2 separate regions of the Homo sapiens genome follow, and region 1 is linked to region 2. A link is an interaction called in ENCODE POLR2A ChIA-PET data of the cell type or tissue named here. Cell type or tissue: GM12878. All regions are shown on one strand. Links, peaks and the distances in the headings refer to the core of each region. The heading gives the core; the rest is flanking DNA.

Region 1 (5,381 bases), core at 63-5,062, 56 kb after region 2:
TCTGGCCCCTCCTTCCTAAGTCTTCAGGTGTTCCCTTTCTACCTGCTTTCTACGCCTCTAAGTGTTGGAGTTCCTCATGGCTTAGTCTCTAGACCACTTTGCTTCTCCACTTAAGTGTTCTGCTAGATGATCTCATCCAAACTCACAGTGCCTTGATGGATCCATGACTCCTGCATCCATGTTTCTAGGCCAGACCTCTCATCATCTTCGGGCCTGTGTCTCCAGCTACCTACTCTGCACCTCCTTTGGGGTATCACAATGTCACCTGAACTCAGCACGTTCAAAGTCAAAGTTATAACAATCACCATCCCACCAAACCTCATCTACCCAAGAATTCCCCATCTCAGCCATTGGCATCATCTAGTTACCCAAGACAGATGCCTAAAAGTCCTCCTTGAAGCATTTCTGTCCCTCTTCCTCTGCATCTAATGTGTCACCAAGTCCTACTGATGCAATCTCCTCAGTGTCTTTCGAATGCACTCTCTCTCTTCCGGCCCACTATCACCATTCTAGTCCTAAAACCTACCTTCTTTCTAGGAGCCACAGCTTCTCTGGAGTTTTTACACCTCTTCCAACTGTTCCCATCACCCCGTTCTTTTCTTTGACAACATTTTTTACATATAAAAATAGGTATTTATGTGATTATATCATGAATGTCTTTTCTCCCCAACTAAGAAGCACTATGAGAGCAGGGAGCTTCCTGTTTCTCCCCGTTCAATCCTCAGCTCCTAGCAGCACAGTGCCTGGTGTATAGCAGATTCTCCATCAGTATTTGATTTGTTGAGTGAAAAACTTAGATGTATTAAATGACAAACTGAGATCAAGGGAGAATGAAGAATCAATCAGAAGCAGATAGAAAATTATGCTGTGTGGTATGGCAACATCATGAATGGACTGTTACCGATAATACACACTGAGTCATCAAAGAAACATTAACATGTATTCTCTATTTTAAAAGGGAGGTACATAAATATAGAACCAAATAAACAGATCTCAGGAACATTTCCATTCAGTAAGCAAAGTTTTAGAAGGGAAAGAGAAATTAAGTTCACATCATTTCCCAATAACACAGATGAATGTTTTCCATCCAATTCTGAGGACAAAGATAGCACCTCCTCGCCCATCCATGCCAACGGAGGCTGAGGTAGCACAGATAATTGAAATTACAGTGAAGAAGGAAAGGGGTTGATTGATTTGCATGCCATCTCTTTTCTTTAATAGTGGAGGAATTGCCAAAAAAGGCTAAAAATGGGCAACAGGAAAAGGGAGAAACAGTAAGAATCTTGGATAATCTTCCACTAGATAATTAAGACTTAACTGGGTCTGTTTTGATGTGTGCACATGTTTCTGTACATGGAGAAGGATGAACCCACAAATATTATAAATGCCAATTTCCGAAGGCTTTTGGAAAATGTAACCCATAGCATATGGTGTCAAATTAATTTGGGGTTTTACTTGTTTCAGTCTGATTTGGGCACATTGAATTATGAGATAATAGTTTGGCATCCATGTTTGCTGAGTGCTTGTTGTAAGTTTCTCAATTTCACAAAAATTCTCTGAGGTTAGAGGACGCGTCGTGACCCTCGTTTGGCAGGTGAGGAGGTAGCGGCACAGAGCCGATCCGTGGCTCGCCTGAGCTCCGGCAGGAACTCCTGGGCGGAGCTGCTGAGACCCAGGTCTGCAGACTGTCACTCTGGCTTCACTATTTCTGGCCTTCCTTTGAGCACTTTTCTTACTTTTGTTCTGTTTCATGCACTTAATGCACCTGTTTCATCATGCTGCCTGTCACAGTTAAAGGAATTTAAAACAGAATGGATCGTATTTGACAGTAAGGAGCTGTACAGCTGAATTCCATCAAGACAATGTGCTTGTAGCCCCAACGGCATTAAAACTTTCAAATGATGCTTTATCACAACTTCCTCTGGGCTGCACGTGACAAAGGGGTGCTTAACCAGGAGGGACATCTCTCTTTGCTTGTAGGGGCAGGTTGCTGTTTTTTGCCCACCTCTAAAATCTCCTTGGAGCACTCAGTTCTTCTTATCCTCCTTAAAGCCAACAACTATAAAATTTAATTTAATGTTGAACAGCTGTTTCTGTTGCGGTCCAGGTGAAATTTGAGGTATCAGCTAATTGTGCTAAAGTTCCCAAAAAGAAGTATTCAGAAGGTGTGGATCACCAATTACCTCTTGGCAGAGCTGTGAACTAATAACTAGTAGCAGTAGATAATGTACTCAGATGCCACATGAAATGCAAAAGATTCTATGCTTTATTCCATAAAGCATGGCTATAGGACATTGTCTACTATGTAACTAATATTTAAATATTTATAGATTTTTAAAAGATTTCTTCAACCTTCTTTTCTCACCCTGTTTCTAGATCTGATGCACAAAGGAAAATAATAATACAAAACCCATAACCTATTCATTGTATTGTTGCGGTAGATCGAGCTACATGCTGCACAGCAAAAGACCTTCTTTGCACTTCTTTCAAGCAGAATTATTGCTGTATATTCACTCTGAACTGAGAGGTGAGGATTGAACTGTGTAGTGCCTCAGAAAATATCAAGAGTTTTAAAACATTAGTTTTGAGAGATTGAAATACATAGAAACTTGGAATGTTTGAATGTCAGCCCAGACATTGGCAGGCTTCCATGCAGATTTCATTGTGAGTAAAATGTGTACTCAGTGGCTGGGTTCAAGCCCTTCATAGTTTATAAGCAAATGTCTCTGCTTCTTCTAGATCATTGCAAAAAAAAAAAAGAAGAAGAAGAAGAGAAGAAAAGAAAAAAGAAATAGGTTAAGCAAATTTTGTGGTGGTGCTTATGTGTGCACAGACATGCATGAGGCCTCCGCATCTTCCAAACTTGGAAAGCATATTTTAACAGCACAAATATATCTACATGTTTGATCTACATCAGAGCCTCTTTTTTTCCCTCTTCCTTGCATGCTTTTAAATTATATAGTTTAAATGTTTTAACTATTAAATCTGTTTGGTCTTCAAGCTGTAAACATCACACACAGCTAATAAGCTTTAGGAAAGAAAAGGAAATTGACATTTAGTATAGAGGTTCTACAAAACCAATGAAAACCATGCAAATGAGCTATGGAACAGAGAGATTTGCATATCCTCGTTGATTTCATGATGATATTCTCAGCATGAGCCTGGCAGCCTTGCCTTTTTACCTCTTGGGATGATGCATGTACTGGTGGTAGAGCCCTGCAGGGTCAATTTAACGAGTGTAACATTGTGATTTTCCATGCGGTTTCTCAGAACCACTGAGCAAAATGCAGCAATAACCAGTGACAGAGGAAATCGATTTTTGAAGTAAATACTTTTGGAGGAGGGGAAGAAGGTACATTCCCTTCATATTTAATGTTGCCAAAGTAGGTTGAACAAGTTTTTATATTAGTACCATTTGGTATTTCAAAATAAATAGATTATCCACCATTTCCATCACTCTCTGGATACCCTCACATGTTTACCACCAAAACTCCTGCGCAGAGACTGGTCCTCTTTTGCAAACTGCCTTTGGCTCCCCCGCGATCTCTCATCAGAAAAGCAGGCTAAGGAATCTGCTTTTGCCCCCATCCTGTTAGAATGATAAATAGTAGCCTGATGGCCAAGTTGTATATTTATTTAATACATCGTCTGTATTGATAGTTTATGATGTCCTGGATATGAATACACGAAAGCACAGTTGCATAGTGGCGAAGAAGGATTTTGATATCGTGGAGATCTGGATTTGAACTCAACTCTGGCAGTTCTCCCTGCCTTAGTTTCTTGCCCGTAAATGGGGGTGATGAGGTAGTTGTGAGAATTAAATGAGAGACTATGCAAATTGTTATAATACTCCCTGGAAAATAGTTAAATACCCAATAGATAGCATCACTATTTTGAAATGCTTTCAAAATTATACTCGAGTTTTACTTCTGCAAAATCAAGGCAGCTTTCTTCAGAAAAGAGAGAAATGAACTTCACCCCTAAAATGTACTTGGAGAATTTTAGAGGGTCTTTTCCAAGTTGTTATAAAGCACTTCTGAAGTGAATTTGCCCATTTCTGCCCACACCAATCTTATAACATTCCAGGAATAAAATCTGCACTCGAGTTTAAAAATAAAACGGGTGGAACAAACTGAATTAGAAGTCCTTGGCAGACATCCCCCCCAGCAGAATGTTCTCTCAATTGGTGGTATTGCAATAAAAGAGATGTATATTTTTTAGTCTGCTCTTCCTCCCTGATAATTTCAGCCAGTTGTATTTCTCTATTCTAAAAACCTGGTATGCTTGGATTTAATCTCACCACTCCTATCTACGCTCCTGCTCCTACCCCCACACCCATTTCCCCCAAAAAAACCCCACATCTGCACAGACCCTCCTTCCCAAGAAAACATGGAGGCGGGCTGCTCTCTGATACCGTACATGTGCATTCCGGACTGTGCTGAGGAAGGTCATAGAAACATGAGAGGGCTCTGCTGTTGTCAGTTGTAAAGACTGCCAAGAAAGAACAACAAAAAAATCTCAAATGCATTCACATTTCTCCCGCCTCTTTTTTCTTCTGTAAATATTCAACCCTTTTTAGAGAGGCTTTTGATAATGTGTTATCTCAGCAAACACCACGAACCTTGGATGTACGCAGTACTCCCTAATCCCATAGGAATGACTCAGTCAAGAGAGTTAGATGAAATATGGTTGGCAAGATTGGGTGGGGAATCTTGTTACTACACACACATACACACACACACACACGCGCACACACACACACACACCAGCAGCACCAGCCACTGCACCCCTATCATCGCCATAGACATTATGTAAAAACTAGACATTCTCCTCTCCCTTACACAGTCAGTTGCATCTTTCCCAAAAATGGAAGGGGAAAAAGCTTTCTTTGGCTGAGCCATATGCAAAAAATCATGGAACATCTGTGTAAGTAACAACATACAACAAGACAAATTATTGGTGGTAAAAGGCAAAGCCCTTGTTTCAAAAACATGTCTGGAAATAGTGTGTATACAGAACCTTCCTTTGTGCTAATTACTCATAATAACTGTCAGCTTTGTGTACCACAGGCTGGGCTGTTAATAACTAGTGGTCGCAGTACGGTGTTCTTTTTCTTTCCCTTTCTTTTTTTTTTTTTCCTATCCTTCCTTCCCTCTTTCCTGCCTTCTTTTCATTGTTGTTGCACAAATCATATAGCCTTATTCCAATAGTTGCTGGAAGACCAAATCAGAGATGTGGGGGATTCAGGGACTCGCGACATCTTGGAGTATACTAGTGGATAAATGCCACTTCACCCCTGATGTGGCCGTTTCCCTCCAACACTTGTCTAAGGAGTGCAGGGACTTTGGGGTCCAAGCAATGTATCAGTAAACTTCAGAATT
Region 2 (5,381 bases), core at 105-5,104:
TTCTTGTGGTCGTAGGACCAAGGTCCCGTTCCATTGCTGGCTGTGAGCTGGGGGCCACTCTCAGGTCCTGGCATTCACCTTCAGTTCCTTGCCATATGACTTGCCTCCTCCATCAACATGTCCTCTCTCACTTTGAATCTCATTCCTGGTAAAGCCCCATCCCTTTTAGGGTTCTCTTAATTAGATCAGGCTCACCAAGATAATCTCTCTATTTTAAGGTTGGTTGACTTTGGACCTCACTTATATTTGCAAAATCCCTTCACAACAGCAGAACCTTGATTACTGTCCCACTGACTAACTGGGAAGAGGTGTGTGTCTGGCAGGGGACATGGCAATCTTGTGGGCTACGTTAGAATTTGGTCTATCATAATATAACTAAAAATTCCAGGGATCAGGCCGGGCGCCATGGCTCACACCTGTAATCCCGGCACTTTGGGAGGCTGAGGCAGGTGGATCACTTGAGGCCAGGAGTTCAAGACCAGCCTGTCTTGAACATGGCCAACATGGTGAAACCCTGTCTCTACTAAAAATACCAAAAATTAGCCGGGCGTAGTGGCTGGTGCCTGCAGTCCCAGCTACTCAGGAGGCTGAGACAGGAGAATTGCTTGAACCTGGGAGGCAGAGGTTGCAGTGAGCTGAGATTGCGCCATTGCACTCCAGCCTGGGCAACAAGAGCGAAACCTTGTATCAAAAAAAAAAAAAAAAAAAAAAAATAATAATAATAATAATAATTAGCCAGGTGTGGTGGCATATGCCTATAATCCCAGCTACTCGGGAGGCTGAGTCAGGAGTATTGCTTGAACTCGGAGTCAGAGGTTGCAGTGAGTGAGACCGTGCCACTGCTCTGTCTGGGTGATGGAGCAAGACTTCGTCTCAAAAAAAAAAAAAAAAAAAAAAAAATCCAGGGATCCGTCTAACTTCTGGCATGGCTAAATCCAAGGGACTTTACTGTCATCAGGACTCAGATTTTCTGTCTTTCAGCTTTTCTCTGTACTGGGAAGCTTCCTTCTCCAGTGGGCTTTCTGTAAGAGGTGGCTAAAGAAACCAGCTGTTAGTAGCATCATGCTCCCGTGGTCTCACTAGGAAAGAGTGTGTTGCTCCTCTTAGTTCCAGGTAGTCTGAGAGAGGCCTTTGATTGGCTTGCCTTGGGTACATGCCTACCCCTAGGCCAGTCACTGTGGCTGGAGGGTTGTTGTATTACGATTGCCCAGACCTGGGTCATATGTCCATCTTCCAGGCCAATGTGTGAAGTCATCCCAGCCCAGATAACAGCCAAGGGGAGAGATCATTCCAGAAAAGATGCTGTTCAGGCAAAAATGCTAGTCTACTAAATAAAAGGAAAAGAAAATGGAAGGAACTATTACTAGTGAACTGTATCAGACATTGTTAGAGAAGTTAAGAGGAGGACTCAGCAAAGGTCACTGCATTTAGAAGGCAGGAAACCATTCTTGACCTTTGGAGGAGAAGGAAGGTTACTAACACAGAGAAAAGTGGTGGAAATCAAGCTCCAGAGTTTTAAGATGTAGGCGGTGAAATACTGGCATTGAATGTATAGTACAACTGTTTGTTGGTAAACAGAAGAGAGAGGACAGCCATTTGGGACTGTATTAGGGTATGGATAAATTCTTTTAGGAATAGCAGTGACTGAGTATGCTTGGAGTGTGAGAAATTTCCAGTAGAGAGGAAAAAGACTGAAGGGAAGTTGGGAGCAGAGTTGACCCCAGCAGGATCTGGAACCAGTAGGAGGAGAATGGATTCAGACTCCAAGTAGAGAGGCCACACACAGTGTAATAACCTGGGTAATATAGTGTGTGAAGTTTTTTGTTGTTTGGTTTTTGGTTTTTTTTTTTTTTTTTGGTCATTTGTCGCTTCTTTGAAATAGACAGGTATCATTGCTTTCAATGTAGCTATCAAATGGTGATTAAATGTACTCAAAAGATCCTCAGCATCTCTCTGGCCCTGTAATTGACAGAAACATTTAACCTTAGAGAAGTGGTTCTCAAAGTCTGGTCCCTGGACCAGCAGTATCAGCATCACCTGGGAACTTGTCAGAAATACAAATTATCTGACCCCACCCCAAGCCTACTGAATCAGAAATTCTACAGATGGGTCTTAGCATTCTCTGATTTAACAAGACCCTCTAGCCATTTCTATTCGTTTCTTTCCTTTTTTTGAGTCGGAGTCTTGTTCTTTCGCCCAGGCTGGGGTACAGTGGCGTGATCATAGTGCATTGCAGCCTTGAACTCCTGAGCTCAAGCCACCTTCCTGCCTCAGCCTCCCAAAGTGCTGGGATTACAGGTGTGAGCCACTGCACCTGGCCTTCTCCAGCCATTTCTGATGCTGCTTCAAGTTTGAATATCACTGCCTCAGAGGTCTGCATCTCCCCTCCACATGCCATGAAGGTTTCCTTAATAGTGGCTTTGAGAAGCTATGAGAGCTAGTGATGTAAGCTGCTGGTGATGAGGAAATGGGGGAGTTTGTAAATCTTGAAAGGAGATGACAACTGTTCAAATTCCACTAATGACTTAAGATGTAATGGATTGGAAGAACAGAATAGAAAGGCTAAGTTGTAATTTAATTTTTTTTGAGTTTGTGGAGGGCTGACACATGATGATGATAGGCATCATCAGACTTTCAAGTCCCTGGAAGACAGAGAAAGGTGAAATGGGCTTAAAGCATAGCTGTAGACTGGTGATTCTTTTGGAGTAAGGGTTAAGTCCTAGAACAGGTTTTGGATATGGATCATTTAAGTTAAATCCAGGCTCTTCCACTAGATGCTGTTAGGAGGTTGCAAAAGAAGGGCATGGCAAGGTTTCTTTCATCAGAGAGCTTAGAAACTTTTTGAGCCTTCAAGACTTAAATAAATCCAGTGGAGTATAAAAAGACAGTATAACAAAGTGCTGAACTGAAAAGGACCTTGGGTCAGAATGTGTGGTAGAGACTGTAAGTGCTGTGGGCAGTCAGGGGAAGGAGAAATTGGCATTGTGTCATTTTCTCCTCTAGGCAGAGGATGAAACTGACAGCCTGGCGTAATTTCCCAGGTCCGATGGCAAGATATTGGACACCTTGGCTTCAGGAAGTGCTTTTTCTTGTTCTCTCTCTCCTTTCTGAGTGTGTCAAAGTTGCCAGGTCAAAGTGAAGGTTTATACTCTGAGACTTTGAATGTGGAATATTGTTAATATTTTTGTTTGTATAAGAAGCTTGTAGGATAAATTACATTTTATCTTGGACATTTTAAATGGAAAGAGACTCAAATAGAAGTTTGGCATATTTGTTTCAGACAGGCTTTCAGACTTACTCCATTCATGGGGAGAACATGAATGAGCCTGTTGGATGATGCTTTAATGTTGTAGGATGAAGAAAGCAAACTACTGATTTTCCTTAGTGGAAGAATTAAGTTGAGCCAGATGTGGGATGATAGGGAAGAAGAAAACACTTCAGATGAACATGACATTTCCACTGCTTTTAATTTCTTTGCACCTTGCTTGCGGCTCATGTGGGTAAGTAAACAGACCACTGAACCAAGAACCAAGAGAGAAGGTTGACGGAACACTGTTAACGGTGGGCATAAAAGCTGTTTAAGTCCAAGAGAGAAATAGTAAAAATACCGTAATCATCAAGGGGAAGCCAGAAATCTGGTACCTGATCCAAGGTCCTAAAGATGTTTTTCAGAAGTCTACAAGTAATGTGATCTGTTTTCAGTCCTTTTTGGGGGAGGGTTTTCTTAACTTCAGCTGTGGCATGCAGGTGTCAACAAGAGAGCTTCCTTTTACTTCACTGTGATAACGGAGTGACTTGGGGTGCATTAGAGAGCAGGGTCATTATTTGCTGTCACATCAAGAATAATACCTGCATCAGGGGTGTTCCTCTCACCGAAATTAATCACAGAGAAGGTGTGTGTTGCTCTGATGGCCTAGCAGTCAGAAAGATGAATCATCTCTTATTTCAAGGTATGGAGAACAGTTGTGTCACTCATTTCTTTTTCAAGGAGACTCAGTTGAAATGGCAAAATAAAAAAGAGAGAAATAACAGAACACAGTTGTACATCACTAGATCAGTTCGTATAATACAGACTGTTTCCTCTACCTGGAAACCTGATGCCTGGCTAACTTCTGCTCATTTTTGACTTTCCTGTTCGAATGTTAGTTTTGTAAGAGAAGCCTTCCTGAGACCCTCCTTCTAAGTGAGGTACCCCCATCATGACTACAAATCACAATGTTCATTTTTCCTTCATATTGCCTATCCAGTTTTCAAATTTTATGCATCTCCTAAAACTCATATAATTATTTAATTCTGTCCCTCTTGAGGCAGTGAGCTCCTTGGGTGCAGGGTCCTGGGCTATTTTGTTTACCATGTATTCCCCAGTTGAACACAGAGCCTGGTGGATTTAGCAAGTACCAAGTAAAATTGTATCAAGCGAATGATTTAATTAATGAGAAAGCACTTGGTAAACTGTATTCATTATGAAAGTGATGGTTAATTATGTGAGTAGCAGACACCTCCTTTCTCTCTTCTGTCCCAATTTTGTCTCTCCATTTTTTATTAGTTCTTTATTTTGAGATATACTTGTCAGTGTGTTACCAATTCCAAATCTAAGATTTGTTATTATTCATTCTTGCCTTTTTTTAGAGATAAAGGACCACTCTTTTTTGTTTTTTTTCCTCAGAAATGCTATTAATGACACCCACAATGCTAATACTACAACTGTTTTTTCTGTGCATGCTCATGATTTGAAAGGAAAAACATGACTGGCCTTTGTCGATGATGTATTTGGGAAGCAACAAGATTCTAGTGTAGCACTTAAATTCTGTTTCTTGTCATCCTCAAAGCTGCTAATACAAGTTCCTTTGCCTCAAGTGTGCTTCTCAAAAGTATACAAGGCGAAATAAGTTGATAGTATCGTTCCAGGAGAAGCTGTTCCTGGGTCAGCCTTGAAAGGGGGAAAAAAATCAAGAAATCCAGGTGTGGAAAATATTAATGATCAGGATATGAATAAGTCTTTTCATTAAAAGCAACAGCAAATAAACAAAAAGTTATCCAATCCTTTTCCAGCAGGGCCTCGCTGTGCCACTCTGGTGGGTGTAAGTGTTGTCTTCGGTGGGCGGAAATGGCAGACAGCCAAGTGGAAAATTTCACAGTGTCGCAAACATTCAGTGCACGAAACGCTGCAAACCAGCAATCTGAGGGAGCCGTGTACCAAATAACCACGCTCCTGCATGTGCCCTACTGCCCACCTTACACTCTTTCTCCTAGCTTCCTGCGTGATGCCTTCACTTTCTTTTTCCCGGAGATTCCAGATTCTTCGTTTCTGTTCCTATTCTTTCCTGAAACTCAGCACAGTAGGGCATGCAGACGTTTGGATGCTCCCGGGATAGTTGATG

What was found. Peaks named below come from ENCODE experiments on the same cell type or tissue, not always from the same donor. Only the 100,000 strongest peaks of a DNase experiment are listed, where the experiment ranks them.
Region 1: POLR2A ChIA-PET joins it to region 2 with 7 read pairs; 8 of 35 experiments call an interaction of 5 or more read pairs at or near these places.

Annotation. Positions count from the first base shown.
Region 1 is chr6:16,430,092-16,435,472 of GRCh38, reverse strand. The region is part of intron 6 of ATXN1 (ataxin 1); the gene reads left to right. Among named protein-coding and RNA genes, the nearest start is that of GMPR, 190 kb to the right of the region's middle. RefSeq lists an enhancer at 2,844-2,903. In GM12878, for the core only: no CTCF peak of the experiment used is centred there; a DNase peak (open chromatin) is centred at 3,132; H3K4me3 peaks cover 423 bases; H3K27ac peaks cover 3,438 bases.
Region 2 is chr6:16,486,610-16,491,990 of GRCh38, reverse strand. All of the region lies in intron 5 of ATXN1 (ataxin 1), which reads left to right. Among named protein-coding and RNA genes, the nearest start is that of GMPR, 250 kb to the right of the region's middle. In GM12878, for the core only: no CTCF peak of the experiment used is centred there; no DNase peak of the experiment used is centred there; H3K4me3 peaks cover 3,793 bases; H3K27ac peaks cover 4,155 bases.